2 separate regions of the Mus musculus genome follow, and region 2 is linked to region 1. Evidence: chromatin loops called from intact Hi-C (ENCODE). Cell type or tissue: left cerebral cortex. All regions are shown on one strand. Links, peaks and the distances in the headings refer to the core of each region. The heading gives the core; the rest is flanking DNA.

Region 1 (16,086 bases), core at 4,511-9,510:
GAAACACAGAAGTGCATGCTCACAGTCAGCTATTGGATGGATCACAGGGCCCCCAATGGAGGAGCTAGAGGAAATACCCAAGGAGCTAAAGGGATCTGCAACCCTATAGGTGGAACAACATTATGAACTAACCAGTACCCCCAGAGCTCGTGTCTCTAGCTGCATATGTATCAAAAGATGGCCTAGCTGGCCTTCACTGGAAAGAGAGGCCCATTGGACTTGCAAACTTTATATGCCCCAGTACAGGGGAACGCTAGGGCCAAAAGGTGGGAGTGGGTGGGTAGGGGAGTGGGAGGGGGGATATGGGGGACTTTTGGGATAGCATTGGAAATGTAAATGAGGAAAATACCTAATAAAAAATATTAAAAAAATAAACTAAATATGAGATAGAAAGTTACTCAATCTGCTGATGAATAGCTACAAAAACATTGCAAGCTACAATGACACCCAATGATAAAATGTCCCTTTAATGTTAGGATCTGGATGATAACACCCACTAACAATACTTTTATTATACACAATACTGAAAGTCAATGTGATGGTTTGTATATCCTTGGACCAGGGAGTGGTACCATCTGGAGGTGTGGCCTTGTTGGAATAGGTGTGACCTGGTTGGAATGGGTGTGTCACTGTGGGTGTGGGTATAAGATCCTCACCCTAGTTGACTGGAAGTCAGTCTTCCACTAGCAGCCTTTGGATGAAGACATAGAACTCTCAGCTCCTCCTGTGCCATGCCTGCCTAGATACTGCCATGTTCTCACCTTGATGATAATGGACTGAACCTCTGAACCTATAAGCCAGTCCCAATTAAATGTTGTTTTTTATAAGACTTGCCTTGGTCATGGTGTCTGTACACAGCAGTAAAACCCTAACTAAGACAGTCAACCAAAGCAATAATGCATGAAAAGAAAGCCAAGGGCACGTTGGTTGAAAAGAACAAAATAAAACTATTTCACTTTGCATAGTTATGCAAATAATCCAGAAATTTTTAACTGTGTAGAAAATCCTAAATACTATATACACATCAAACACTTTCAAGAACTAAAAAAGGAATCAGCAAGGTGGCAGAATATAAATCTAATAAAACTTGCTTGGCATTTTATGCTAAAATGACAAAATACTAATATAAAGAAACCAAAGAAGGTTAAAAGAAATTGGGAAGCATTCAGAGATTGGAGGGCACAACGTGATGAAGATGCTAATGGTCCCAGTTCATAATATGCAAAATACAATTCCTATGAAAAGCATGGCAAGACTTTATTTACTTTTCTTTTATTCAATTTTTCAGGCAAGTTCTCTGTATACATCTTAGGCTAGCCTTGACTTCCTGCTTCAGCCTTCTAATTGTTGGAATTATAAGCATGTCTAGCTACAGAAACACTTTTTCTAAAATTTATATGAAATAAAATAAGAATATCTACAATTCTGAAAAAAGAAGAGGAGGAGGAGGAAGGAGAGGAAGAGGAAGAAAAGCAGAGCAGAAGCACATGGCCTGGAGAAACTGCAAGTTCTAAGGGGTCTCATAGATGTGGAAGATGGTAGTGTAGCGGTAGATCTGTCCAATCTAGGCACACAGCATGTAATCATATTAACTGTGTTGTGTTTTCACTGCCGGGGCATATTTGGGTTGGAGATTTACCACAACATACAGCCACTCTGGAAAACTGTTAGTATCTCATCTGTCAATCATGTTCCAGAACCTGTATCTGAGATATATGAATGTCCACATTAATATAAAAACTTACCCAGAAATATTCACAGTTGATTTATTTATAATAATTTTAAACTAGAAACTAACCACATGTCCTTTAAGGTATGAACAGTTAAACAGATCCTGATACATTCATGTCATGAGTATTATCCAGAAATAAAAAGGAACAAACTTTGACATGTATAATGACCTAAATGGATCTCACAGGTAGTATTTTAAATGGTAGAAAAAGTCAATCTCAAAGATCATATAAGACGTGAGCTCTATAATTATCAAGCTGAGAAAATTATGGAGACAGAGAACAAATTAGAGGTTGCTGGAGATAGGGAATGATAAGAAGTGAGTGTGACATAAAGAATGGAGCTAAGGATATCTTTATGTTGGAACAATTCTATACCTTGAACACAGTGGTGCTTACAAAAACCTAGATTCTATAAAATAGTATCAAACTACACACATAAACCTACTTCAGCTCCTGGTTGTGATATGGTACAACTATGTAAGATGGGACCACAGGAAACATGCATAATGCATACCCTGAATTCTATAATTATTTCAGAACAAAAAATTATGTTGCATAGCTTTTATGCTCTGAAATATTCTGGCTCACATATGAAAGATACCTGAGAGACAATTCCTCAAATTTTATAATTTAAAAAGAAACTCACATGACATTACCATGATCTTTTCTAAAATACAAATAATAACAAGTTTTGATCACCCATACCTCAAAGACTGATTATTATTTCTCTGTGTTATCTGTCGTTGATATGACAAAATTATATGGAGAAGGGATCAAAAAGTAAATAGTATTTTAAAAAGCAAAACAGAGGTATTATAGGAACTGTGGATTTTTCTGCTCAAACAGCATTGCTCACTTCTTACCAGCTCCTAGCCTAGTTGAGCCATCATGTGCATGTCAGAATTCAGCTTTAGGTAAGACTGTTTTAATGGCCCACTTTTGGAAAAGGTAATGAGGAAGTTCCAAAAGTCAACTTTCTACTCTCAGTGGAAAATTATTCGGTTCTGTTTGTAACAAATGTTTTGGGGTTGAAAAATAAAGCAAAGGACTTTTAATTTAATCAGGCCATGAAAAGTCAGGCGACTGACAAGACAATTCCTGAGGAGTCTGGAACTTTTATACAGTTTAAGGAGCTACTTTAAATGACTCATAAAATCAAGTACAAATATGAGTACTCCCTGAATACATAAAAGCAAGTCTTATGAATGGTATGAGAAATAAACTGTAATACACTTCAAAGTTTTCAAAAACTCCTAATAAGTTTCATAGTATTAACATTTCAAAACTCCATGATAGATACAACCAATATCAGAGAGACTAAGAAAATGATGAACTCCTGTTTATTAGCTGTCTGATAACCAACACTTCTTGCTTGAGAAGCCTTGTTCTGTGCTTTGTGTACAGTTGGCCCTTTATATCTATAAGCTCTGTCTGGAAATCTAATCAACCCAAGATTTAAAATATCTCCCAAAATTGCTTATGTGCTGAGCATATAAATCTTTTCTCTTGTCATAATTCTCAAAACAGCATGGTACTATAGTTGTTTATATAACATTTACACTGTAGGAAATCTCAAAAGCTTTTTGATATCATTTAATGTGTTTGAGATGATGGGCATGGGTTCTGGACAAATACTACCCCACTTTTATAAAAACCTTCAGCATCTGCAAGGTTTATTATCCATAGGGAGGTCAGGAACAAAATTTCAAAAACCCAATTATATATTCATGATATATGTTCTGTAGGTAAAGAAGGGATTAAAGAGGTTAGATCATGGGGATATGTCTCACTGGAACAGCACTTGCCTAGCATGCTTGAAGCCTTGAGTTCTATCACTAGCATTAATAAAGTCAGATATTTTGCCTTTGTTCCTAGTTACATGATGGTGAGTTATAGTTTTTAATGCATCTTTGAAGTTTGTGTTCTCTACAATTCCTGGGAATAGCAAAAAAATGAGAAGCCTGGAGCCTTTATATAATTAAGGGAGATGCTTTAAAGTACTCATATAAAATTAGGTATAACTGTGAATGTTTTCTGAATACATAAGTGAATTTTTATGAATGGAATGAGAAATTAATTATAAGACTTCAAGTTTTCAAAAACTCCTCAATATAGTATATATAGTATTATAGCTATATTTTATTATTCAACATAGCTATTATTCATATAACATAGTATCATTCATATAGCTTATAGTATTATTCAATATTTTCAAAAGCCCAATGAGTACAAATATCAGAGTGTCTGAAGAAATTACAAAATTATTTATTACCTATCTAATAATTCTCTACACAAGATGAGCACCCCTACTCCAAAATCTGAAATCTGGCATAAAATAACTTCACAGGTCACAGAATGCAAAGACTCTCAGGGTTATACATGATACACAGTGTCAATCGCAGTGTCTTGTCCTCATGCTGCTACAAAGAACAAAGACTGGTGTCTCAAATTGAAAGCCACATAAGTATATTTTCTTTCTTCAGGTCCATATTCCCAAGAATGGGCTGTGTTTCTTTTTTTTCTGTTTGTTTTTATGTTTTTGTTCATTATTATTATTATTATTAGGTATTTATTTCATTTACATTTCAAATGCTATACCAAAAGTCCCCCCCCACCCTCCCACCCCCACCCACTCCCACCTCTTGGCGCTGGCGTTCCCCTGTACTGAGGCATATAAGGTCTGCACAAACAATGGGCCTCTCTTTCCACTGATGACCGACCAGGGCATCTTCTGATACATATGCAGCTAGAGACACGAGCTCTGGTGGGGGGGAGGGGGTACTGGTTAGTTCATATTGTTGTTCCACCTATAGGGTGGAAGATCCCCCCAGCTCCCTGGGTACTTCCTCCAGCTCCTCCATTGGGGACCCTGTGATCCATCCAATAGCTGACTGTGAGCAACCACTTATGTCATTGCTACGCCTGGGCATAGTCTCACAAAAGACAGCTATATCAGGGTCCTTTCAGCAAAATCTTGCTAGTGTATGCAATGGTGTCAGCATTTGGAGGCTGATTATGGGATGGATCCCCGGGTATGGCAGTCTCTAGATGGTCCATCCTTTAGTCTCAGCTCCAAACTCTGTCTCTGTAGCTCCTTCCATGGGTGCCTTGCTCCCAATTCCAAGAAGGGGAAAAGTATCCACACCTTGGTCTTCGTTCTTCAAGAGCTTCATATGTTTAGCAAATTGTATCTTCTATCTTGGATATTCTAAGTTTCTGGGCTAATATCCACTTATCAGTGAGTACATATCATTTAAGTTCTTTTGTGATTGGGTTACCTCATTCAGGATAATGGCCTCCAGGTCCATCCATTTGCCTAGGAATTTCATAAATTCATTCTTTTTAATAGCTGAGTAGTACTCCATTGTGTAAATGTACCACATTTTCTGTATCCATTCCTCTGTTGAGGGGCATCTGGGTTCTTTCCAGCTTCTGGCTATTATAAATAAGGCTGCTATGAACATAGTGGAGCATGTGTCCTTCTTACCGGTTGGAACATCTTCTGGATATATGCACAGGAGAGGTATAGTGGGATCCTCCGGTAGTACTATGTCCAATTTTCTGAGGAACCGCCAGACTGATTTCCAGAGTGGTTGTACAAGCTTGCAATCCCACCAACAATGGAGGAGTGTTTCTCTTTCTCCACATCCACGCCAGCATCTGCTGTCACCTGAATTTTTGATCTTAGCCATTGTGACTGGTGTGAGGTGGAATCTCAGGGTTGTTTTGATTTGCATTTCCCTGATGATTAAGGATGCTGAACAGTTTTTCAGGTGCTTTTCAGCCATTCGGTATTCCTCAGGTGAGAATTTTTTGTTTAGCTCTCAGCCCCATTTTTTAATGGTGTTATTTGATTTTCTGGAGTCCACCTTCTTGAGTTCTTTATATATATTGGATATTAGTCCCCTATCTGATTTAGGATAGGTAAAAATCCTTTCCCAATCTGTTGGTGGCCTTTTTGTCTTATTGATGGTGTCTTTTGCCTTACAGAAACTTTGCAATTTTATGAGGTCCCATTTGTCAATTCTCGATCTTACAGCACAAGCCATTGCTGTTCTGTTCAGGAATTTTTCCCCTGTGCCCATATCTTTGAGGCTTTCCCCCACTTTCTCCTCTATAAGTTTCAGTGTCTCTGGTTTTATGTGGAGTTCCTTGATCCACTTAGATTTGACCTTAGTACAAGGATATAGGAATGGATCAATTCGCATTCTTCTGCATGATAACTGCCAGTTGTGCCAGCACCATTTGTTGAAAATGCTGTCTTTTTCCACTGGATGGTGGACTGTGTTCCTTAATCCAACCCATAGTATCAAAGCTAGGAAGTTGAATTTCTAAGCACTCCAAATGTTATGAGGAAAGCAATTTTTAGCACCACACCCCTCTTATTGATGGACAATACTGTGTACAAGCCATGGTAAGACTTCTCGGATTCCAATCCTGCCTCATCCTCTCAAGACTCTACAACCGGGGCAGAGACCATATTATCTCCACTATGGGGATGTTGTGAGAACCAATATATTAACATGGAAATGCAAACGGCACGTGCAATGAAAGCATTAGTGAGGATACTGATTGTCACCAAGACGCCCTTGCCTTGATTTGCAAGCTGAGACACACTAGCACAAAAATGGCATAACTGGCAATAGCCAAACCCAGGAATCCCTGCCTATCGTCACTAATCCTTTCCAGCTCAGATGGAAACAGCTATTCTCTCAAATCCTGTTTTTCTCCTTGGCAGTATATAGGAGCTTCAAGTGTCTTTGGCAGAGGAGAGAAAACAAGCTGAACACCAACACAGAAAGATATATATCGCCACCTTGTGGCTTTTTAGAGAGTGACTCTTCAGGCATTTTCATTTCCCAATGCCTGGTTGAAGGGTCATAGTCACCCTGTGCAAAGGTAAAACTACAACAGGTGGCCAGAGTACATTCAGCAACACAGAATGCAGAGGCAGAGTTAACACTTGGATGTGGGGAACCCTGGCTGTACTCTGGCATAAGGCTTCATTTCACGTTGAGGAAAATTGGACCTCAAACACATGAGAGATCAGAGATCAGTCATTGTTGGGCTGTGGGTCTCTGGACTCCTGTTTCAGTCAGTGACTTTTTGACTATATGGTGCTATAGATCACAATATAGAAGTCAAACACCCTTCATAAAAAAATTTCCTGAGTCTGGGTATGGGGACAGTTGCCTCTAATCCTAGTGGTTGGGAAGTAGAAGCAGGAGGGTCAAGAAAAAAGAAAAAGAAAGAAACTGGTCAACATCCTTCTGTCCTGACAAAACCACATACAAAAGATGTCACAAGGCTATGATAGATGAGGGTTACATAGAAAACTAACTCACTCTTACTCTCTCTCTCTCTCTCTCTCTCTCTCTCTCTCTCTCTCTCTCTCTCTCTCTCTCTCTCTCCCAGAAGCAAGGAGAGGCATGGTGTACAAATTCCTAAGGAGGGGGGAACTCTACTTGAGTCTTTTAATGTCTGGCTAGGGAGCTTCTACTTCTGGGCCCAGCTTCCACCACAAAGAGACAGGAAACATCACCAGGGCTACATGTCTGTTCCTTTTTTCCTGTAGCTTTAAGACTTTGAACTGTTCTACAAAAGTCACTGTCCTGGTCAGAGCCAGCTCATCCTAATTTCCTGTGTGTGCTGACTATTTTGATTGTTTTCTTTTTTTAGAATTCAATGAAATTTTGTATCCTGTAAAATCTCCATACTTCAAATTTTAATTTAAAAAAATACACTCTCAAACACACACACACACATTGCTTAAGCCAAAAGAATGAAAACCTTTCACCAGTACAGCCTGCATGGCACACTGAACATTCTCAAGGATAGTGACAACTGACACATTCAGACACAAGATTGATTTGGTTATAAACTGACCTTATATTGAGCCATGACAACATGGGTGTCGTGCCTCCACCAATGACCCACACAGTGAAGAAGACAATGAGCAGTGTGGTTGTGAACATCATCTGGCGGGCATACGATGCCGTGTCACGGATAGCCAGTGCAAATGCCATCGCTCCTCTCAGGCCTGTGGCAACCAAACAGGAAGGTCTTCTGGTGATGTGAGGACATGGCAACAACTCCTCAAAATTAATTGTCACATGTGGGGGTAAAAGTTCTAGCCACATGCTCTGGGAGCCAGGATGTCTAACCCAGAGAGAATCGCCTTAGAAGTGCGCAATCTTCTTTGCAGCTGGCTTTCACAGAATTTCCAGTATGAGAAAAAAAGCACCATTTTGTACAGCACATTCTAGAACACTGGCTACTATTACTATTTAAATGGTTCTCTTGCTAGTGAGATGAAAGAAAGAGAAACATGCATAATAACGAGCTCTCTACGTCTTCTATCCCGTCAACAGAAATGCTGGCTGAGTATGAATATATCCGATGCACACTTGTGGAAAACAGGGTGTTATTTTTCTTAGCAAAGGAGAGAGTACCTCACTGAATAGTGAAAAGACAGGTTGACCTGTAGCAGGGTTTTTGAGACAGGGTCTTATATAGCACAGGCTGACCTCAAATTTAATATTTACCTAAGCATGTTTGAACTCCTGATCCTTTTACCTCCCCCTTCCTAGTCTGCGATTATACATATGTGCTACCAAGCCCAGTTGATTATATTTTAATCATATCACTGTTGGCTAAATAAAATGTATTTTCTTTATATATACATGTATGTATATATATTTACCTGAAAACATCATCATGTGTTGAAAATTCCAGCCAATCTTATGCCTTCTGCCCAAGTTGAGGAAGAAGGAGAGTGGGTAGATATGTGCAGCTCTTCCCAGGAAGATGGCAACCTGACCACCAGGTGATAAGGAGCCAACACATTTCCAGAACGACACTTCAAAACACTCTGATTGACCATAAAATTTGAGCAGCTACTCAGAGAAGCTTGATTTCCCCCTACAACAATCCCTCAGCAACAAAATGGGAGTCATTTGGTCAACTTTTCTACTTCTTAGTTCATTAATTTCAAGCTTATAAACACATTGTAACTTTTGAACTAAACTGAACTGGTATTGGCAGATTCCTCAATTTCTCAAAAAAATGAGCCCAGAAATAATCTAAAGTATGATAGCAGGAGCATGGGCTAAATGAAGCACACACTATGTTGGGCTCTATTTAAAAGAGAATGGCAAGAAAGAAAAGTAAGCCTAGATTCGAACTGTAGAAAGTTTGCTGGGAAAGAGCCAACAAGCTTCATTTGCAAGCAAACATCAGGGAGTTCAAGGCCCAGGGAGCTCAGGAAAATTAGAAGTGAAGAAACTGCGTATTCTTACCACAAACAGACATTCTCTCATACAAATTAACGCAGAGAGAGTTCTCTGCTTATGTAGCTTTACTGCTCCTTGGGAGTGTAAAATGTAGAAAAGGATGAATAAGAAAAAGGGGTTCTGCTGTGAAAAGCAAAGAATTCAGGGAAACTGGTCATCTTTTCCTTGCCAAGTTTAAACAGCACCCAACAGAGAGAGCTGCCCAATCCCCTGGTCAGAGAAGGAAACTCAGACAGGAGCCAGCAAACAGAGCTTCCGTCCAGCAATGCACCAGCTGCAGGAGCCACAGCTGTCTCAGACAGAAGCCAGGGACAAACTATCTTCTACTTCCTCCAGGGTAAAGTGCAAAGTGTTTTTCTGCCTTTTTTGTTTTTTCTTTCTCCTTTCCTTGTTTGATTTTGTTGTTAACAAAAGGAAATGACAGTGCTTGTAAAGCACATTCTACTCAGAGGTGAAAGAAAAAGCCTCAAGTGGTCAGAAGCCTTTTTGGACTCGCAGAGGATGTGGCTCACCCAGCCAAGAGGCCCTGATCTGTAAACAAGGCCCTCCTCCCACTATCTCTTCCAGGATGCCATGCAGGAAATACAAATCAAAGCAACATGCCAAGTCTTAGTGAAGGAAAGCCAATCCCACGGAAATTAAGCTGTTTTTTAGTGACTATGTGAAGCCACTCAGTAAGATCCTAACTAGGATTCTGGCACTGTCACTATCTAGCAGCTAAGGAGGGGCAGCCCTACACTCTTGCACATGAAACCAAATTCCCAGAAGAAAAAAAACATTCTTTCTAGAAGAGTTAAGGATTCCCATGAGGCCTTGAAAAGGCTAAATAAATAAATAAATAAATGTAAAAAATCAATAGGAACAGATCTTAAAAATCCTGCCCCAGAAAAGTGACTTCAGTGACAATAGTACAATGGTATCTAAGACCATGTGAGCAAAGCCATCAGCTGCTGAGCCACTCCAGGGCACTCACATCCCTCCCTCCTATCTAACCCAAGCACCCAAAATGCCCCACTTCTGAAATATTACATCCCCAAGGGTTGACGTCAAAGAAGTTTTATCTTTTCTTCTCATCCTCTTTCTCATTCCTTCCTCCTCCCCTTCAATTCTATCAGTTTTTTATCTGTTCTTTTTTCCTCATCTCTTCCTTCTTTCAAACCTCTCTTCCTTCCTGTTTTAGAAAAAACAAAGAAGTCTCTCCCAGCATAATCTAAGGGGCAGGGCAGCTTAGCTGAAAGTATGGACACTGTCTACACACACACAAAGGCAGCATGGGTTGGGGCTACCCAAGCTAGAATCTGCAGCTGAGAGCAAGAAGAGTGGAACCTTCTAATCACTAGAACCAGGGAACTGACTCTGTTACAGCTGACATGACAATAGCGACAATAGCATATCTACAATAATTCTGGGGTCTGGCATGGTTATTGACTTTTAGATCTAATCAGGACAGAACTCTACAAAACAAATGACTGCCCAACAAACACTAGCTTAGAACAGAGAATGCCAGAAAAAAAAAGACAGCCCTAGAAATCAAATATATTCAGCTTTAGGAAGCTTCCCACCCCCACTCCCTACCCCACTACAAATACACTGAACTAGAACGGACCCAGCTACCCATTCTAATCAGAGTCAGAATCCTCTTAGTAGTTGCATGCCTTTCCCAGCAGAGGTCACTTCTGTCTACAATGTCAAATAGGAAAAGGATACAAAAGCACCGATGATGAAAATGGGGCTGAAAACGTGTTTCTGGAAGGTGAACAGTGCCAGGCCCATGTAGGAAAAGATGAAGTTCTCTGCCAGGAAGTGTAACACCTCAAAAAGCTGCAGGAAGAAGGAAAAGGGAGGCTGTGAACACTGCATTCCTGGCTGCATTCCTCCTGTCCAGCTACTTGGCAGCCCAGCGGGCTCAAGGACCACTCTTACCTGCTTGCTTCGACTTCGAGATTCTACTGACAGGTTGTTATATGTGTAATGAGCTTGTGTAATCCCACAGAAAAGGACAGCTACAACACCTGTCAAAAAGAGTTTCTAAACGTCAATGGGAAAGACGAGACCAAAAAAATCTACTGACATGAAAATCCATGGCATGCGAGACTTGCCTAACTCCAATCCTCCTTCCCTCCCTCCCCCTACCGCCTTTCATCTGCTCCTCCCTCTTTTCCTCTCTCCCTCCCTCTCTTACAGGCCCTGCTGCAGCCCAGCAGTAAACCTACCTGTAAACCCACAGGCTTCCGCCAGGAGAAAGGTACTCCAGGACATCAGGAAAAAAAGCGCTGTCTCCAGCAGGGGGAAGCAGTGCAGCTTAGTAAACTTGGTCACGTCAGCACCAGGTTAAGGACAGCAGCTCTGGGCAGGGGCAGCAGGGACACTTGAGATCCCTATTCTTTTAGTCTGAGAGCCCCCTCTCTGAGGGCCAGCCATTCCCTATACATCCTTGGAGGGTCTTATCTCTTATTTTAAATGTTACAATGTTGGGATGGAACTTAAGAGCCCAAAATATGCTATGCTAGTACTCCATCCACCATTGGGCCACACATCCCTGACCAGATATTTATTAATTTGTTTGCTTGCTTGTTTATTTATTTATTTCCTTCCTTTCTTTTTGAGACAGGGTTTTTCTGTGTAGCCTTGGCTGGCCTGGAACTCACTGTGCATATCAGATTGGCCTTAAACTCACAGAGATCCACTGGCCTCTACCTTCCAAGTGCTAGGATTAAAGGTGACACAACCACACCCGGCTCAATTTTGAAGTAACATAAATTAAAAATTAAGCTTTCTGGTTACTGGTACTGTAGATGAATTGTAAGCACTTGCCTATCACATTAGAGGTCCTATATTTGATCATTCCTCTACCATACAAATTAAAGAAACCTTCCAGTAGAATACAGGTTACCAGGACCAGAGCCAGAGTGCAGAATTCCTGTTGAATTGGCACAGAGGGCCTGTCTGAGATGAGGAATAGCATTCTTGGAACAGGTAGCAGGAATGCCTAGACAATACAGGGAATTTAGTGTGAAACAGTTCACGTGTGTGTGTGTGTGTGATACACATGTTCGTGCTAAGCAAGCATGTAAAGGTCAGAGGATATCTTGTAGGAAGTAGTTTTCTTTCACCACATAGGCTCCAGGGATCAAGCTCAAGTCATTAGGCTTGGTGGCAAAAGCCCATAACTATTGTGCCATCTTGCTGGCTCCTGTACTTAATAACTAAATTGTGTACTGAAGCAATTTTTACTATATATTGTGTTTTTAAACTTAGTAAAGTAAGGAATTCAAAGAAATAGAATTATGTACCCTAAATGGGTGGGTTGGATAGTACATGAATTATTATGATGCTATGAGTAAATATGTTGCTACAGGTTTGACTTGACAGGTTAGTCCTCATAGAGCTGGAAGGCCTTAGGCAGGCCTGGGAAGACAGACTCGTCAGGCTCTGATCCCCATGGATCATTAAGACCTGATCCAGGTATGGGACAAAAGAGAAGAAGTCTGTAACTTCTGAGACAACAATGAGGTGCTGGGGTCTACTTTTAAGAACACCAGGGATCTCCCTTCTCCTACTGCCATTCAGTACACCATCAAAAGAACGATCAATCTAAGATTCTGATCTGAAAGCAGGAACTGAGAACTTGCTCTTTGCAAACTAATATGTGTGTGTGTGTAAAACCAAGTCACAAATAAGTTCACTGAGCAATTAAACCCTCAGTACCAGGGTCTTTAAACAAACCTATCTTAATTTGTGCTACTGACATAGAAACTACTGGCTACTTGTGGTTTCTCAACACTTAAAATGTAGTTAGTTAGGTATACCTGAGATTTTACAAAGAGCAAAAGACACATGTCTCAAAGACTAGAACAAAAACAAAATAACTAAAATTTCACTAATAATTTTTCCACATCATTACTGGCTGCATGTAAAATGGATATCTTATGTATTACACTCATTAGTAATGCCAATCAAAGAGGGTATTGTGATAGAAGATTCAGCACATATGTAAAGGAACTGCCAACTCTTTCCATGTTTTTCTCCTTTTGTTTGCTTGTTTGAAACTAAATATCATACCATCTTTTTTGCAATGGACTGTACAATAGGAAGTCTAGTAATTCCCATCAATGGCTCCAGGCTAGTTATGGCTACCTGAACAGCAGACAGCACCAGGCTAAAGTGCTGTCCAACTAGTGGCCACTGATTATAAGCCTCCTCTGGATTCCTCACTCTCTTCAGCCCTATGATTGACGTCCCAACTGCGTTATAAGAAAGGGGGAGAAGCAGCAGAGGTAAGGACAAAGAGAGTTAAATTCCCCATCTTTAAATTTTTATTTGGTATATTATGTTTCATTGTATATATGTTTGATTGCATTTTCCATCCTTCCTCGCATTCTCTTTGGACAGAATTTATTTTACTTATCCTTTAACAATTTCATACATGCTAACAATGTACTTTGATCATGTACACCCCAATACCCTCCCCCATTTCACTACCAATTTTTCTATAACTCGGAGAGTCCAATTTCCTAGAGGTTTTTCTCAGATTCTTACTTGGGGGCTCAATCACTACGCATGACCCATCTTATCGGTAGTACCACGTCTCAAGAGAACGATCAATCTAAGATTCTGATCTGAAAGCAGGAACTGAGAACTTGCTCTTTGCAAACCTAATATATATGTGTAGCAAGGCAGGGGCCAAAACATTTTTTTAAAAAGGATATTAGAGCAGTAACAACACCAGTTACAGCTCCCATGGTAAAAGAGCCACTAAATATACCTAGGAAAATGCCAACTGACTTAAAAAAGGCAGCAGCATCAAACGCATGAGTGTTTAGTCCTGCTGGTTGATAGGCAACAATAGACCTGTAGAGGAAAGAGAGAGAGAGAGAGAGAGAGAGAGAGAGAGAGAGAGAGAGAGAGAGAGTTAGTTTTTTTTTTAAAAGACCACACTGGTTTTACAACACGGAACAGTGAGCAGGCCCCACCCCCACCCTCCTTGACTATTTTAGTTTCCATAGTTCTAGTTCCCCAAGGTCACCTCAGTCTAAGAATATCAAGTAGGAAATTCCAGAAATAAACTATTTATAAGTTCTAAATTGTATACTCTTCTCAATCGCATAATGAAACCTCAAATCATCTGGCTGAATCTGCCCATGACTTGAATCATTACTTTGTGAATATATTCCTACAGTATATGCTACTTGACTATTAGTTCCTTAGAAACAATGTGTTGAGGTTATCAGACTGCAGCACTTATGTACAAACAACCTTTATTTTACTTGGTAATGCTTCCAAAGAGAAAGAGTAGTGTTGCTGACATTTTGGATCTGACAAAGAGAAACCATAAAGTGTCACATATAAGTAAAAAGATGAAAATACAATTAAGCACAACTTTTAACAATTAAAACACATTATTATAATTGTTCTACTTTATTATTAGTTATTGCTAACTTTCCATTTGTCTAATTTATACACTGAAGTTTATCATAGGTATGTATTTGTTTTTATATATGTATATATGCATGTATATGTGGGAATATCATAAACAGGGTTCATTATCATCCATGATTTCAAGCATTCACTAGCAGTCTTAAACTGTATTCCTGGAAGATAGACTCTCTGTAACTGAAAATATCAATAAACATGGTCTGCCAAGCACTGACCAGAGAAAATACATTTAATTTAAGCTGCAGCCACCATGCTATGCTGGTGTCAGCATCCTGAATGCTGCTGAGGGACAGAGCCAGAAACATTAGCCCACCTGCCTCCTCCCCCAACCCTACAAAAATAGTTACTTACGAGGATAGTACAATGGCAACTGCATCATTCAGGACACTCTCTCCAAACAGAAGAGCATAAAGATCCACATCTGCATGTAGTTCGTTAAAGATTGCCAGCACAGTCACTGAAATGCATGCCCAAAGCACAGAAATTAGTTTTGGTTTCTGCTCTTAAACCACTGGCTCCAGATTTTTAGAAGCTATTTTATATATTAAGTGGGACAAGGTGACTTGGTAGCCAGCAAATGAATCAAAGACAGATGATTTGTCTGATGGGAGGTAAACCCAGATGAGGTTTGATGTGGTCATTGAGACTGAAGATGCCTGCACCTGAGTACACTACTGTCTGTCCTACTCCCGCCATACATCAAAAATATGTTCTATAGAACTGGAGGAAGCACTTATATAATTTGTCTCTTTTGTGGGTTGGCAAATGTTTAAAGACAATTCTATCGTATTTTTTGACCTCTATGATCCCAAAACCCAGCACCAAGTCAGGGAACAGAGAAGACTGTGATCAAGGCTTTGCCCATGCAAATAGCTGTAATTATACTTGTTAGGGGGTAAAGAACTAAGAAAGGGTCTCTTATATAGCTCAGGCTGGCCTGGGACTCACAATCCTCCTGCCTCACTTCCTTGATTGTTGAGATTACAGATATGAATCCCCATGCTTAGTCCATAATTATACTTCTGTCAGTTTTTATATTTCTGAAGCTCTTAAGAATCAACTGTTCTCTGAATTAGTAGTTCTCCAATTTTTAACCTCTAAACTCTTTTATATTCTAGAGCCTATGCTCCCAATGCTGATATTTATTGTATTGACTAAAGCAGAAAAATAAGTATTTGTGCATTTAAAATAACAATGACCTTTTATGCACTAACATGAAATATTTTAATAAAAACTACACTTTATAAAATAAAATCAGAAAGGAAGGCATTGGTCTACATTTTTATAAATCCCTTCAAACTCTTAGATTAACAGAAGGCAGATGCTTCTCACAGTTGTTTCTATATCTAAGGGACAGATATCATTTTCTTGCACAACCTCTAGAAAATCCCACTGTACACATGGGAAAGAAGAGAGTAAAAGGGACAAATAACGTATTGATGTTATTATGAAATCACTTTTGGCCTGGTGGCCCGTGAAAGGGTTCTTGGCACCCCCAAGCATACCCAGAGCATACACACTGTGATTTACTGCTAGAGCATGGTTTCTCAACTTTAGTTTTACTGGTGTTTGGGACCAGATAATGGCTTTCCTGTAGGAGCTGATCTGTGTACCTCACTATGGTT
Region 2 (16,086 bases), core at 3,958-8,957, 140 kb before region 1:
CACCTTCTGAGATCTTCTTTAATTTCTTTCTTCAGAGACTTGAAGTTTTTATCATACAGATCTTTCACTTCCTTAGAGTCACACCAAGGTATTTCATATTATTTCTGACTATTGAGAAGGGTGTTGTTTCCCTAATTTCTTTCTCAGCCTGTTTATTCTTTGTGTAGAGAAAGGCCATTGACTTGTTTAAGTTAATTTTATATCCAGCTACTTCACTGAAGCTCTTTATCAGGTTTAGGAGTTCTCTGGTGGAATTTTTAAGGTCACTTATATATACTATCATATCATCTGCAAAGAGTGATATTTTGACTTCTTCCTTTCCAATTTGTATTCCCTTGATCTCCTTTTGTTGTCGAATTGCTCTGGCTAGGACTTCAAGTACAATGTTGAATAGGTAGGGAGAAAGTGGACAGCCTTGTCTAGTCTCTGATTTTAGTGGGAATGCTTCCAGCTTCTCGCCATTTACTTTAATGTTGCCTACTGGCCTGCTGTAGATTGCTTTTATCATGTTTAGGTATGGGCCTTGAATTCCTGATCTTTCCAAGACTTTTATCATGAATGGGTGTTGGATTTTGTCAAATGATTTCTCTGCATCTAATGAGATGATCATGTGGTTTTTGTCTTTTAGTTTGTTTATTCAATGGATTACGTTGATGGATTTCCTTATATTAAACCATCCATGCATCCCTGCAATGAAACCATCAGGGAAACTGGTCTGAAGTTCTCAGTCTTTCTGTGGTTTAGGTATCAGAGTAATTGTGGTTTAATAGAATGAATTGGGTAGAGTACCTTCTGCTCCTATTTTGTGGAATAGTTTGTGAAGAAGTGGAATTAGATCTTCTTTGAAGGTCTGATAGAACTCTGCACTAAACCCATCTGGTCCTGGGCCGTTTTTGGTTGGGGGACTATTGATGACTGCTTCTATTTCTTTAGGGGATATAGGACTGTTTAGATCATTAACCTGATCCTGATTTAACTTTAGTACCTGGTATCTGTCTAGAAATTGGTCCATTTCATCCAGGTTTTCCAGTTTTGTTGAGTATAGCCTTTTGTAGAAGGATCTGATGGTGTTTTGGATTTCTTCAGGATCTTTTCTTATGTCTCCCTTTTCATTTCTGATTTTCTCAATTAGGATGCTGTCCCTGTGCCCTCTAGTGAGTCTGGCTAAGGGTTTATCTATCTTGTTGATTTTCTCAAAGAACCGGCTCCTTGTTTGGTTGATTCTTTGAATAGTTCTTCTTGTTTCCAATTGGTTGATTTCACTCCTGAGTTTGATTATTTCCTGCAGTCTATTCCTCTTGGGTGAATTTGCTTCCTTTCCTTCTAGAGATTTTAGGTGTGCAGTCAAGCTGGTAGTTCATGCTCTTCCTAGTTTCTTTTAGGGGGCATTCAGAGCTATGAGTTTTCCTCTTAGGAATGCTTTTATTTGTGTGCCATAAGTTTGGGTATATTGTGACTACATTTTCACTAAACCCTAAAAAGTCTTTAATTTCTTTCTTTATTCCATCCTTGACCAAGGTATCATTGAGAAGAGTGTTGTTCAGTTCCACGTGAATGTTGGCTTTCTATTATTTATGTTGTTATTGAAGATCAGCCTTAGTCCATGGTGATCTGATAGGATGCATGGGACAATTTCAATATTTTTGTATCTGTTGAGGCCTGTTTTGAGACCAATTATATGGTCAGTTTTGGAGCAGGTACCATGAGGTACTGAGAAGAAGGTATATCCTTTTGTTTTAGGATAAAATGTTCTGTAGATATCTGTTAAGTCCATTTGTTTCATAACTTCTATTAGTTTCACTGTGTCCCTGTTTAGTTTCTGTTTCCACTATCTGTCCATTGATGAAAGTGGTGTGTTGAAGTCTCCCGCTATTATTGTGTGAGGTGAAATGTGTGCTGTGAGCTTTACTAAAGTGTCTTTAATGAATGTGGCTGCTCTTGCATTTGGAGCATAGATATTCAGAATTGAGAGTTCCTCTTGGAGGATTTTACCTTTGATGAGTATGAAGTGTCCCTCCTTCTCTTTTTTGATAACTTTGGGTTGGAAGTTGATTTTATTCGATATTAGAATGGCTACTCCAGCTTGTTTCTTCAGACCATTTGCTTGGAAAATTGTTTTCCAGCCTTTCATTCTGAGGTAGTGTCTGTCTTTTTCCCTAAGATGGGTTTCCTGTAAGCAGCAAAATGTTGGGTCCTGTTTGTGTAGCCAGTCTGTTATTCTATGTCTTTTTATTGGGGAGTTGAGTCCATTGATATTGAGAGAGATTAAGGAAGAGTAATTGTTGCTTTCTATTATTTTTGTTGTTAGAATGGGCATTCTGTTCTTGTGGCTGTCTTCTTTTTGGTTTGTTGAAGGATTACTTTCTTGCTTTTTCTAGGGCATGGTTTCTGTCTTTGTGTTGGTTTTTGGTTTTTTTTTTGTTTTGTTTTGTTTTTGTTTTCTGTTATTATCCTTTGAAGGGCTGGATTCGTGGAAAGATAATGTGTGAATTTGGTTTTGTCGTGGAATGCTTTGGTTTCTCCATCTATGGTAACTGAAAGTTTGGCTGAGTATAGTAGCCTGGGCTAGCATTTGTGTTCTCTTAGTGTCTGTATAACATCTGTCCAGGATTCTCTGGCTTTCATAGTCTCTGGTGGAAAGTCTGGTGTAATTCTGATAGGCCTGCCTTTATATATTACTTGACCTTTTTCCATTATTGCTTTTAATACTCTATATTTATTTAGTGCATTTGCTGTTCTGATTATTATGTGTCTGGAGGAATTTCTTTTCTGGTCCAGTCTATTTGGAGTTCTGTAGGCTTCTTGTATGTTCATGGGCATCTCTTTCTTTAGGTTTGGGAAGTTTTCTTCTATAATTTTGTTGAAGATATTTGCTGGCCCATTAAATTGAAAATCTTCATTCTCATCTACTCCTATTATCCTTAGGTTTGGTCTTCTCGTTGTGTCCTTGATTTCCTGGATGTTTTGAGTTATGATCTTTTTGCATTTTTCATTGTCTTTGATTGTGTGCTGATGTCCTCTATGGAATCTTCTGCACCTGAGATTCTCTCTTCCATCTCTTGTATTCTGTTGCTGATACTCGCATCTATGGTTCCAGATTTCTTTCCTAAGTTTTCTATCTTCAGCTTTGCTCGCTTTGGGTTTTCTTTATTGTGTCCACTTCCCCTTTTAGGTCTAGTATGGTTTTGTTCATTTCCAGCACCTGTTTCGATGTGTTTTCCTCGTTTTCTTTAAGGACTTGTAACTCTTTAGCTGTGTTCTCCTGTATTTCTTTAAGTGAGTTATTAAAATCCTTCTTGATGTCCTCTACCATCATCATGAGATATGCTTTTAAATCCCGGTCTAGTTTTTTGGGTGTGTTGGGGTGCCCAGGACTGGGTGAGGTGGGAATGCTGCGTTCTGATGTTTGTGAGTGGTCTTTGTTTCTGTTAGTAAGATTCTTACCTTTGCCTTTTGCCATATGGTAATCTCTGGAGTTAGTTGATTTAGTTGTCTCTGGTTAGAGATTGTTCCTCTCATGATTCTGTTAGCCTCTATCAGTTGACCTGGGAGACTAGCTCTCTCCTCTGAGTTTCAGTGGTCAGAGCACACTTTGTAGGCAAGCTCTCTTCTTACAGGGAAGGTACACAGTTATCTGGTGTTTGGACCTCCCTCCTGGCAGAAGATGAAGGCCCAAAACAGGACCTGTCCCAAAAGCTGTGTTGCTTCGGCCTCTCACAGAAGCTGTTAGCTTCTGTAGTCTACACTCTCACTTGCACAGACTAGTCTCAGAGGGATCCAGGAACCAAAATGGCTCCCCCGGGTGCTCCAGCAAAGCCCACCCAGGCAGGACGGACACCTCTCCTCTGGCAGGGAAGGTGCTCAGATGTCTGGAGCCTGAAACAGGGTCTGTCTCAGAAGCTGTCCTCTAGGGAATTTGGATGTTTCCACTGACTCTGTGCCCAGGTGACCCTGTGCTGGCGCCAACCAGAAGGGACTTGTGACCCTAGTCAGGCTGGGTTTCCTGCTTCACTAATGCTGTCTCAGGCCCCGCACGATTGGATTGGAACAGAAGTTGTGTTCCACTCACGGGTGGTCCTAAGATCTCATGGAGAGTCCTCTAGGGGACCTTGGGGGTGTCCGCTGACTCCGTGCCCAAGGTGCCATGGTGCTGGCGCCAACCGGAAGGGCAGCTTAGTGATTTTATAGCTAAACACATTTTACTTTTTGCTGATGAACCAGTATTGGATAAATACTATAAGTAGAAGCTTTGAGAATTATGCACTTTGAAAAGCATTCACTGTGTTTACTCTTTAGTGGGATTTGGACTTGATAAAATTAAATGTTAAGCCTTTATAAAGCATTCTAAGCTGAGAAGTAGATTGTTACTCAGTGAAGAAATTTAAAATACAAACAAATTTTGTTTTTCTATTGTTTACAACAATATTCAGCTTAACTATTTATGGTGGTTGAATGTGATTTAAATAAGACATTTTTATCAATGTAGTTAATATGTAGATAAAGAACTATTTCAATCTTAGAAACTGAATTGGCAGTATGTTTTTGTTTACAAAGAACTTTTCTTCACTTGTACATAGGCTATATATACATACGCGTTTATTAGTATAAGAAAGCATAGTCCCATTTTCTTTAACTGAATAGACTTGACTATTGATTTATATAAGCTGATTCAACAAAATTCATATATGGCTTCAATATAAGATCTTTTTGAAAACCATTTTCTTAACTGAACATTTATTTAATGAGACTACATTGAACCCTGTTTATACCTGGTATAAATCACTGTAACATCTTTACTAATAATGTTTATTATTTTTCCTAAAACTGCACTAATTGGTCATCAGATCTTTACAGTTTTTAAAATATTCTTTGCAAAAAGCTTATGTCAGAAATTTCCAAGCACTGTCATGAGTCTCAAAGGGATATTTTGCATATGAATGAAGCTGTTTTTACCATGCAGTGTTGCATTTTTTTAAGTTCTGTAGAATTACCATAACAAATTCCATTTAACTGTACTTTGTTAACTCTTGTACATATCATTAAAATAAAATCAAAGCTAAAAAGAAAAAAAAAAACCAAGTGGTAAATTTCATGTTGTGTGTATTTTATCCCTTCCATACCCAAGAATCAAGATTCTGTATGTGTTCATAAAGACTCCAAACAGGAAATTCTGTCCAGAGATGGTCATTCTCTAGATGTGACACTAAAATCTGGCCCACAACCACCTGAATGCAGAAGAAACTTTCTGAGCGTGGTATATCAGGCTTAGAAGTTCTGTGTTTACAATTGGCTTCTTTCTATCACTTTCGTTCTTCTTTTGGCCAATTTCCAGAGTCCTGACTTATTTTGTTTTTGTTTTACTATCTTGTTGGTTTTAGATGTATATGTCTGCATGTGTGTGCATATGTAAACCAAAGGATATACTAGGTGTCATTCCTTAGACACTGTCCAGATTTTTTTTCAATAAAAGCTATCACTAGCTTGGAGCACACCATAGGCTGTGTTCCATAGGTTTTCATAAGATTAAACAATATCTTTCATAAATAAGCATCATAGGTTGGAACTGGCCATAGGCCAGGCCCATGGCCAATGAGCCTCAGCAATCTGAATAGCTCTATCTCCCCAGGACTGAAATTGCATTTTCATGCTGCCATGGTCAGATTTTAAATATTCTATATATTAAAGTGCCCAGCACTTTAAAACATTTTTTAAAATTTTTATTAAATGAGTCTTTTGTCTGCATGTATGGCTGTGTACTACATCCTAAGTCCTATCATGGCTTTTTGAGGGGGGAATTAGTTAAGCTTATCTGTAAGCCATTCTAAAAGCTCAACTTTGGTAGTAGCTGATTTGATTTTCTAATTTTTCCATATTAAGTCCTAAGTGAAAGGGGATTAAAAAGAGAGAATGTGTGGCCTCCCCACCTCCAGAAAGCTTATTCCTAAAATGTTTTGAAGGGCACTCTAGCTAAATTGTTCACTAAAGAAAACATCGCCCCAAACACAGGAGAATACTGAGTACTATTTGTTGTGTGATCCTGTAACTCCACAGCAGCTGGCCTGATGTGGTCTGTCGTGCTACAAACAAAAATTTCACCCACTAGAATCTAGTCTAAATAATTATGTGGACATAAAATAGCCTGTCAGTCAAACTGAATTGCACCTCTTTACTTCCCCCAGCAGATGGAGACATTTTATAAGACATGAGAAATTGTTCAAGCATATTTAAATATCTAAACTAGAAATTGTCTTTATTTTCCTTTATCCTTTACCAACACTTTGAAATCATTTACAAAATGTCATTGATTTAGAAGTAACATTTATCATACACACACACACACACACACACACACACACACACATATATATATACTAAGAACAATTCTAAAAAGCAATAGAAAATTGCAAGTTCTTCCATCCCTGGTTTGCATAGGGTTTTTGTCAGATACTGTCTCATTTAGTATCAGATCACACACGTATACCTAGTTACTAGCAAAAATAGAAGAACAGGACATGTAAAAATGGGCAAATCTTTCAATAATTGCTCCTCTGTTTTCTTCTCACTACTTTCTTCAACAAAGTTTCCTCACCCTTGGTCTTTCTCATTAGTTCTTTAGAATTATAATCCCCATCCCCACTCCATGTAAGTTTATATTTCCTGCAATTTCAGTTACATTCAGTCAACCACTTTCCAAAAATGTTAAGTAGAAAAATTCTTATGCATGATGTTCTAAGTACTGTGATTAAAACACGGGTCTTCCTGTTTTGTCATGAAGACATAAATCATCCTTGGACAAGTGTATACATAGTGGCTGCTGTACCTGACAGCAAGTCTCTTATTAACCACCTGGGTCATTAGATCATCTACTACAATATTATGTTGCTTTGTTCAAACACTGTTTGGCAACAAAGAGCAGGCCAGCCATACCAAAGAGAAACTACTGGAAGCATTCACCTACGTTGTAAGGAGAAAATTCTTGACTTAAGGAAAGAAAATATTGTACACTGAGGTTGCTAAGATGTACAGAATCCTAAGATATTTTGAAATTAAACATAATTTGTGTGTATATGTGAGTGTGATGAATGTACCCACATGGAGCAGGGGCAGAGCCCTGCTCTGTCACTTTACAACTTAACCGTTTGAGACCGGACAGGGTCTCTCACTGAACTTGGAGCTAGGCTAGCAGTCAGCAAACTTCCCCAATCCTCCTGTCTCTGCCTCCCACAACTCTGGTGTTACAGGTACATACAAGATCATGCCCAGCACTTTGAAACATTTTTAAAGTTTTATTATATGAGTGCTTATCTGCATGTATGCCTGTGCACCATGTACATGCCTGGTGTCTGCAAAGGTCAGAAGAGGGTGAAGAATTCCCTGGAACTGAAGTTACAGATGGGGGTGAACTGTAGTGTTGATGTACAGAATTGAATCCAGATCCTCTGGAAGAACACAATTATCTTTACTTCTGTATTATGTCTTAAGTCTCCTGCTCCTGTTTTTTAACATGAGTGCTGGAATATGAATGCAGGTCCTCGTGCTTCTTCAGCCAGCACTCTTACTCACTGAGCCATATCTCCAGCCCACAAATTTATTAAAAATTCACTGTGGTGTAGTGGTTAGGAGTACTCAGTGCTCTTACAGAAGACCGGGGTTCGATTCGCAGCACCCACATGGCATCTCATAACTGTCTGTAACTCCAGTTCCAGAGGATTCAATGCTGTCTTCTGGCCTCCTTTGGCACTAGGCATGCATATAATACACATACATTCATTTATGCAAAACACTTATATAAAATGAATCATCAATTATCCTAAAATTATTTTATATGTAGACTTCTAAATCTATGCGAAATAGCACAGTCTATGAGACAGTATTTTAGGCAGAGTGAATAATTTGAATTCAGGTTTAAAAGTATCAAAACATCTTACAATTTTTTATGGATGCCACAATACTCTGGATATGATACAGAGAGTTAAAAGCAATATGTGCCAAGAGAGCCAAAATGTAGGATGGAGAAGTAATAGGAAATGAGACAGCAGAGACACACCAGAGCCAGACTGTGATAATCCTTACAAGAGGCACTAAGAAATAAGGACAGCATTGCAAAGCTATACCGTCATCTTGTCTACTTAAAAGCTTCATATCAAATGTGGAACCTGTAGAAGATAGAAGCAGACAAATTAATTAAGATAGACTCAACAGTGGTGGCACATGTCTTTAATCTCAGAACTCAAGAGGCAGAGGTAGGTAGATCTCTGTGAGTAGGCAGAGGTAGGAAGATCTCTTGCTCTTCAGAGTGAGTTCTAGGATAGCCAGGGCTGTTACACAGAAAAGCACTGTATCAAAAACAAGGTGAGGGAGATAGATGGTGCCTGGAGAGATGGCAGTAGTTTACAGCACTCATTTCTCTTACAGAGGACCTGTGTTCAATCTCCAGCACAATGTAGATGGTGACTTACAAACCATCTGTAGCTCAGAACTCCAATTCCAGAGGATATGATTGATCTTCTGATTGCTATGATCATGAGTCATATACACAGAGTACACATACAGACATACAGACAAAATTTTATACACATAATCTAGAATAGATAAATCTAAAATATTTTTAAAAGAGGAGTTGGTAGATGCTCTGCTAATAGCCCATATCTGTAATCTTAGGAAATTGAGTGAGAAATATTGTTAGGAGTTGAAGACCAGACTAGGCTATCTAGTAAGACATTGTCTCAACCAAAAATTGTGAGATAATATATCACACAATGTGTAGATTCATTGTGGGTTGATGAGGGGGGTAGGAGGGGAAGCGTTAAGGTTGAGACCTTTAAGAAACATTAGGGGATCTGGTGCTATGAAATACTGAACAATAGGAGCAACACACCTGGCAGTTGGCAGGACCTAATATTCTGTTCAGCAAAACAAAAGCCCAAAGGCAGCTGCCAGCCTTTAAGGAAGATGGACTGAGGCATGTTCTGAGGGGTTGAAAAGTTTATATGAACAATGTAGAAAAATGAAAATAGACCCATATTTGTCACCTCGCACAAAGCTCAAGTCCAAGTGGGTCAAGGATTTCAACATAAAACCTGATACACTGAATCTAATAGACGAGAAAGTGGGAAACAGCCTTGAACTCATTGGCACAGGGGGGAATTTCCTAAGCAAAACTCCAATGGCTCATGCTCTACCATCAAAAATTAATAAATGGGACCTCATGAAACTAGAAAGCTTCTGTAAGCCAAAGGACATAGTCAATAAGACAAATTGGCAACCTACAGATTGGGAAAAAAATCTTCACTAATCCCACATACGATAGAGGGCTAATATCCAAAATATATAAAGAACTCAAGGACCTAATCCCAACAACCCAATCAAAAAATGGGGTATAGAACTAAACCGAGATTTCACAACTGAGGAATCTCGAATGGCTGAGAAGCACCTAAAGAAATGTTCAAAGTCCTTAGAGATCAGAGAAGAATGGCTGAGAAGCACCTAAAGAAATGTTCAAAGTCCTTAGAGATCAGAGAAATGCAAATCAAAACAACCCTGAGATTCCAACTTGCATCAATCAGAATGGCTAACCTCAAACCACAGGGGTCAACACATGTCGGACAATAGTCCTTTCCTTTACTTAACTCTTGGCAACCACTAATCTGTTCATTGTCAGTATACTTACTCATGTTCTAGAACATAATATCCATAGAATCATAGAGATTTGGAACCTGGTCTCATCACACAAAATACTGCATTTGAGCTACTGGGGGGATGGTGCACATGTGGCAGATTGGTGTTTTGCCTATATGTATGTCTGTATGAGGGTGTCAGATCCCCTGGAACTGGAGTTATAAACAGTTGTGAGCTGCCATGTGATTGCTGGAAATTTAACCCAAATCCTCTAGAAAAGCAACCAGTGTTCTTAATCACAAAACCATCTCGCTAGCCTGAGTGTGCTACTTTTTTTCCTGAATTTATTCTTTCTGTGGGTAACTACAGTTTGTTTCTCTCTTTGCCAGGTGAATGACATTAGGATTGATTTCACTTTTTTTTTTTTTAGCAGTTATGACTAATGCTGTTAGAAATATTTGTACATAGTATTGTATGTGAGCATAAGTTTTTGTTTAAATGTGTAGGCATGCAACAAATGGGTCACATAAGTGTTCCCCTTCCCCTTCCTCTCCCCTTCCCGGTGGCTCAAGCAGCAAGCCTGTAGGACATACTAAAAAGGCAGAGGCAGGAGTATCTGAGTTCAAGGGCAGCTTGGGATTATTAAGTTTTTAAGTGATTATAAGAGGTGAATTATGGTTTGCATCTTAAGTTACTCTACAAAAACTTGTGGGGTGAAGGCTTGGTCCCCATGTGTGTTGATTCATTGATGGATTCATAATATAATGGTCTTATTCGGAAGTAATAGAAACTTTTGGAGAGGGGGGCATGGGCCCAGTTGGAGAAAGTAATCTACTTGGGGGCATGGTCTGAGGGCTATATTAGTCCAGATTCTCTAGAGGAACAGATCTGATGGATAGAATGAATGTATATGTTCAAATATATGTATTTATAGTAGAAATATTCATATATGTGCATATGCATGGATTTATTATAATGGCTTATGGATTGTGGTCCAGCTCATCAAAAAATGGCTGTCTCCCAATGGAAAGGCCAAGAATCCTATAGTAGTTCAGTCCACAAAGCTGAATGTCTCAACTGCTCTTCAGTCTCTGTTTGAATTTTGGAGATATAGTTTCTAATACCAATGAATGAATGTCTCAGCAACAAGGTAGATGAACTTGTCAGTAAGAATGAGGGTAGGCAGGCAAATAGTAAACGTTTTATTTTTTTCTTCCATTTTCTTTAATGTAGCTGACACCAGAAGGTATGGCCCATGATTGGGATGGATCTTCCCATTCCAAAAGATCTTATCAAGAAAATCTCTTATAGCCATGCTCAGCTGCTTGGACTTTAGTTGATCCCAAATTAGGCAAATTGACAACAAAGATTAGTCATCAGAGGGGCTATGTCTTGTCTCTGACCCCTTTCTGTTTATATCTCTTTCTGATTTCTGGCTGCCATGATACAAGCCATCTCCTCTATCACATTCTTTTTATCTGCTATAGCATTCTGCCTCACATCAAACCCAAAGCCAAGAATCTAGCTGACACTGAACTGGAATATTTGGTAAATGAGGAAAACAATTTTCTCCTCTTTACTTGTCTTTTCCCCCCAGATATTTGTCATAGTTTGAAAATTTGAGCAACAAGGATGCCAGTGGTATTTCATTGTGGCGTTAGTTCCTATGCATATATGTATGCACATATGTGTTTGCTCATGTGTGGAGGCAAGAAAACAACCTTGGGGGTCATTCTAAAAATTCTGGAAACCTTTCAAAGTGTTTCATTGGCCTAGAGCTCATCAATTAGGCTACCTGACTAACAAGTCCTCCTGTCTGCCTCTCCAGTTCTGGGATTACAAGCACAGACCACAACACAATGACAAATTTAAATGTATTCTGCTAATCAGACTTAGGTCTTTATGCATACAAGACTTTATTTTATTAACTAAGCTATCAGTCTAGCCCTCATAGTGGCTTTAATTTGCATTTTGCCATCAATCTTAGATGTCTTGTTTAAGTCCTTATAGGCATTAAAATTATGTTTAGTGTGATGCATGTTCAAATTGTTTGCTTATGTTTTTTTTTTTTTTTAGTTGCTGTTTTCCCCATTGTTTTAAGAGCCCTCTGTTCTGGTTACAAATCCTTTATGAGATATTTTATTTATGCTTATATTCTTCCAGTATATAACTTGTATTTTCTTTTTGTTTATTAATGTATTTCTTTATTTTATATGTGTGTAGTATATATGTCTTTGTGCATGCAACTCTGTAAGTGAATAGGGAGACTGAAGTGGAAACTTAAGGGTACTTTGGAAAGTCGGTTGGATGGTGTTTTGCTGGGGCAAACACGTGAAGGAACATTTAACTGAAGTGGACACAAGTAAAAGAATGTTCTGCTAAAGTAAGCACATGAAAAGATATGTGATGAAGGATTTTTTTGTTAACAATACATATGTATTAGTTTAGTTTATATTGTGTAGTTGTCCAGACTACATTTGTCCAGACTCCATAGAGACAAACACTTTCTGGTAGTATGCTGCAGTTTCTTGTAGACTCAGGCTGATTGGCTGAGTGATGTCAGCTGAGACAGACGCATGTGCTGAGGCAAGACACATACTGAGGCAAGACCCATGAAGGACACATAATGTTTGGAGGGTATAAATAGGACTTGATGAACAGTGACGGAGGCTGAGATTGTCTCACTGATAGAGCTAGTTGTGCAATGCTAGTGGGTCTCTAGTCTTCACTGATTTTTCACTTCTCTAAGAAAGGCACAGCCAAGATCTTCTCCAGGTGTTCCTCCTGGTCCCTCCTGCTGACTCAAGTTGAGGCTGAGGCCTGGCTGTCTCTCCTAGGTAGTGCCACCACTGCTGATTCCTGTTTGCTATCCTGACTCTACTGAGCTGGACTGTGGTATATTCGTGAAGTGTTGGCAAGTGAATAGAGCTGCCACGGCTGACCTGTAAACTGAACTGTCAATTTCCAGACAACAGAGATGGGAGTTGCTCTAAAGTACCATTTCTAAACAGACCCCCTTCCCCCATATCCCTTCTATCCTACTACCTCTGATGGGTGATAGGCTACAAGGGAGGTTAAAGCATTTAAGAACCATCATTAAAGATAGGTGTTTGAAAAAATAAAAGTTAGGTAAAATGTCAGGTGTCTTCCTCAATTTCTCTACATCTTGCTTTTTTGTTTTGTTTTGAGACAGAGTCTTTCACTGAACCTGAAGCTTATGGATTCAGTGGGGCTAGCTGGTCAAAGAGCTCTGGAGAACTGCCTGTGTCTCCCATACTGGGCTTGTATGCAGATGTTGGGCATGGATATTCAGATCCTCCTGCTTACATGGCCAACACGTTACCACCAAGCCATCTTGATGGCCACAAGCCTGTATTTTCATTTCCTAAAAAGCACCTTTTGAAAAATTTTTGTGATATTCAGCTACATCCAGATTTTATTATATTTTAATTTATTTATTTTCATTGATTGTGTGGTGTGTGTGTGTATGAGAGAGAGAGAGAGAGAGAGAGAAAGAGAGAGAGAGAGCATATAGAAATCAGGAACAGCTAGCAGGAGTCATCTTTCTCTTTCTATCATCACTGGGTTTGAACAGAAAAATTCTTTTTTTACAGTCTTAGCCAATGTTCTATTGCTATAAAGAGACATCATAATGACAACAACCTTTATAAAAGAAAGAATTTAATTGGGGCTGGCATACAGGTTCCAAAGTCTAGTCTGTTGTCATTATAGCAGGAAGCATGGTGGCATGCAGGCAGACATGGTGCTAAAGAAGTAGTTGAGAGTTCTACATCCAGATCTGCTGGCAGCAGGAGAAGAGAAAGACACTGGGTCTGATGTAGGCTTTTGAAGCTCAAAGCCTACCCCAGTGTCATACCTGCTCCAACAAGGCCACACCTCCTAATCCTTTTCAAATTATGCAACTCCCTAATGATTAAGCATTCACATGTAGAAACCTATGTAGGGCATTATTACTCAAATCACCACACTGGCTGAGCCATCTCCAAGGCTCAGCCTCATTTTTGTTCTTTTATGGATAGCACCTTCAGGCTCTCTTTGGTTTAGATGTAAATTGTCTCCTATAGGCTCTTGTGTTTGAATACTTGGTACCTAGCTAGTGACACTGCTTTTGGAGTCAATGGAACATTTCAAAGGTACAACCTCACTGAAGGAAATGGGTCATTGAGGGACAGCTTTATGGGTTAAAACTGAGCCCTGCTTCTGCTTGAGTTTCCTCTGCTTCCTGACTACCTACTCAATATAACCAGCTGCTTCATACTCTACTGCCACAACAGTGAGTTCCCACTGCCATTGTGGACTATGTCCTTCAACCTGGGAACCCAAATAAATTCTTCTTCCTTTAATTTGTTTCTATCAGATCTTCTGTTATAGTGATGAGAAAGGAAACCAATGTAGTATCATATGCTATTGTCTGCCTGATCTTTGTACCAATATTGCACTAGCCTATCTTTCAGGCCTGACACCACTGTAAATCAGAGTATATGTCTGGCTTGGTACTTATGCTTCTTTTTCCAGTAGCATATAGAGCACCTTCCTATACCAATGATACTAAAACATAGGGATGAATTCTTTATGCAGGCATCAATTCAACTTCTCCATATTCAATAAGTTGTATAAGCATTGTCTTCCACAATGGAGCCATGCCATAAGTTTGTAGAGAGCAATCTATATTCTTGGCAACAGCCTGGGTTACTTTGGGATTCCCATGGGAACACTTTGGCCAACAACTCAACTAGATGGAACCTAATCCCAAGACTTGAAACTTCATTTGGCAAGAAATGGCCAGTTGTGGCTCTGTAACCCCAATTATTTGGTGATTTCAGTTAAATTGCCTTCATATATGTATATAATTTAAGAATATTCTATCTACTATATTAACTTTCCCTAATACAAATGTCCCTTGATGTTATCTGTCTTTCCCTGTATTCTACTCTTATCCACCCTTCTCTCTGTGTCCTCACTTGATCTTCCCATTCCAACCTCTACCCCCAACCACAACTTTCTATTCAATTTTCCTTTTCTAGGGAGATATATCTGCCCCTCCCTATCCCTTAATCTGTACCTAACATGTTTGGTTCTACAAATTGTAGCCTGGATATCATTGACTTAACAGATAATATACTCATATAAGGGAATACCTACCATATTTCTCTTTCTGAATCTAAAATACCTTACTTTGGATGCTTTTCTCTAGTTCCATCCATTTGCCTACAAATTTCATGATGTCATTTTTCATTTTATTATTATTAGTAGTAGTAGTTGTAGTAGTAGTAATAGTAGTATATTTACAATCCAGCTGTTGTCCCCCTACCACCCTATCCCACCTCCCACAGTCCCTCATCCTATTCTTCCTTCTCCTTTTCTCTGAAAGATTACTCCCCTACCACCAGGCCTCCTCCCTCCCTAGGGCCTCAAGTCTCTCGAAGGTTAGGCACATCTTCTCCCACTGAGGCCAAACCAGGCAGTCCTCAGCTATATATGTGTTAGGAGCCCTGAACCAGCTTCCTAGTTGTATATTGTATGCTTCCTGGTGGGTGTCTCAGTGTCTGGGAGCTCCCAGGTGTCTGGGTTTGTTGAGACTTCTGGTTTCCTAAGGAGTCATCCTCCTCTTCAGCTTCTTCCATTCTTCCCTTAATTAGACCTTGGAGATCAGTCCAATGGTTGGGTATCTGTGTCTGTCTCAGTCAAGTTACTTGTTGTGTCTCTCAGAGAATAGCTATGCTATGCTCCTGCTGTATGCACACCATAGCATCATGCCTCCTCATGATATGGATTCCAAGATGAGTCAGTCACTGGACCGCCTTTCCCTCAGTTTCTTTTCCGTTTTTGTCCCTGCAGTTCTTTTAGACATGCACAATTCTGGGTCAGAAATTTTGACTGTGAGTTGGCATTTTTTGAACAGTTAATAATTCATTGTGTAACCTTACCACACTTTGTTTATTCATTCTTCTGTTAAGGGAGATCTAGATTGCTTAGGATTTGTGACTTTTATGAATAGAACAGCAATGAATATAGTTAAACAAGTGTCTCTGTGGCAGGGTTGAAGCATCCTTTGGGGTACACAGGTAAGAGTGACATAGATGGATCTATGATTCCAATACTTCTGAGGAACTGACACATTAATTCCCATAGTGTCTGTACTAGTTTGAACTCCCACAAGCAATATATGAGTATTCCTCTTATTCTACATTCTCAACAGTATGAGCTGTCACTTGTTTTATTGATCTTAGCCATTCAACTCAAAGTAGTTTTGATTTGTGTATCCCTAATGGCTACAATGTTAAATGGACATTTCTTTTCCTTCTTTTCTTTTTCTGCGGGGATTTCTCTGTTTATAGCTGTACCCCATTTTTAGTTGGCTTACTTGTTTTCATGATATCTAGTATTTTTAGTTCTTTATGTTTTTTGAATATTAGTTGTCTATCAAATCTAGATAGTGGGTATAAA

The links. Peaks named below come from ENCODE experiments on the same cell type or tissue, not always from the same donor. Only the 100,000 strongest peaks of a DNase experiment are listed, where the experiment ranks them.
Region 2: a loop joins it to region 1, with 27 times the contacts of the local background. A loop is called at or near these places in 22 of 42 quality-filtered maps.

What each region holds. Positions count from the first base shown.
Region 1 is chrX:20,151,196-20,167,281 of GRCm38, forward strand. It overlaps Slc9a7 (solute carrier family 9 (sodium/hydrogen exchanger), member 7), which reads right to left. Exons shown (of 17, transcript NM_177353.4): 6 at 14,813-14,918; 7 at 13,735-13,876; 8 at 11,239-11,344; 9 at 10,949-11,037; 10 at 10,733-10,846; 11 at 8,437-8,548; 12 at 7,620-7,773. Among named protein-coding and RNA genes, the nearest start is that of Chst7, 100 kb to the left of the region's middle. In left cerebral cortex, for the core only: a CTCF peak has its summit at 6,553 (motif pointing left); DNase peaks (open chromatin) are centred at 6,514 and 9,248; H3K27ac peaks cover 144 bases.
Region 2 is chrX:20,014,977-20,031,062 of GRCm38, forward strand. No RefSeq gene overlaps it. Among named protein-coding and RNA genes, the nearest start is that of Chst7, 37 kb to the right of the region's middle. In left cerebral cortex, for the core only: a CTCF peak has its summit at 6,162 (motif pointing right); a DNase peak (open chromatin) is centred at 6,173.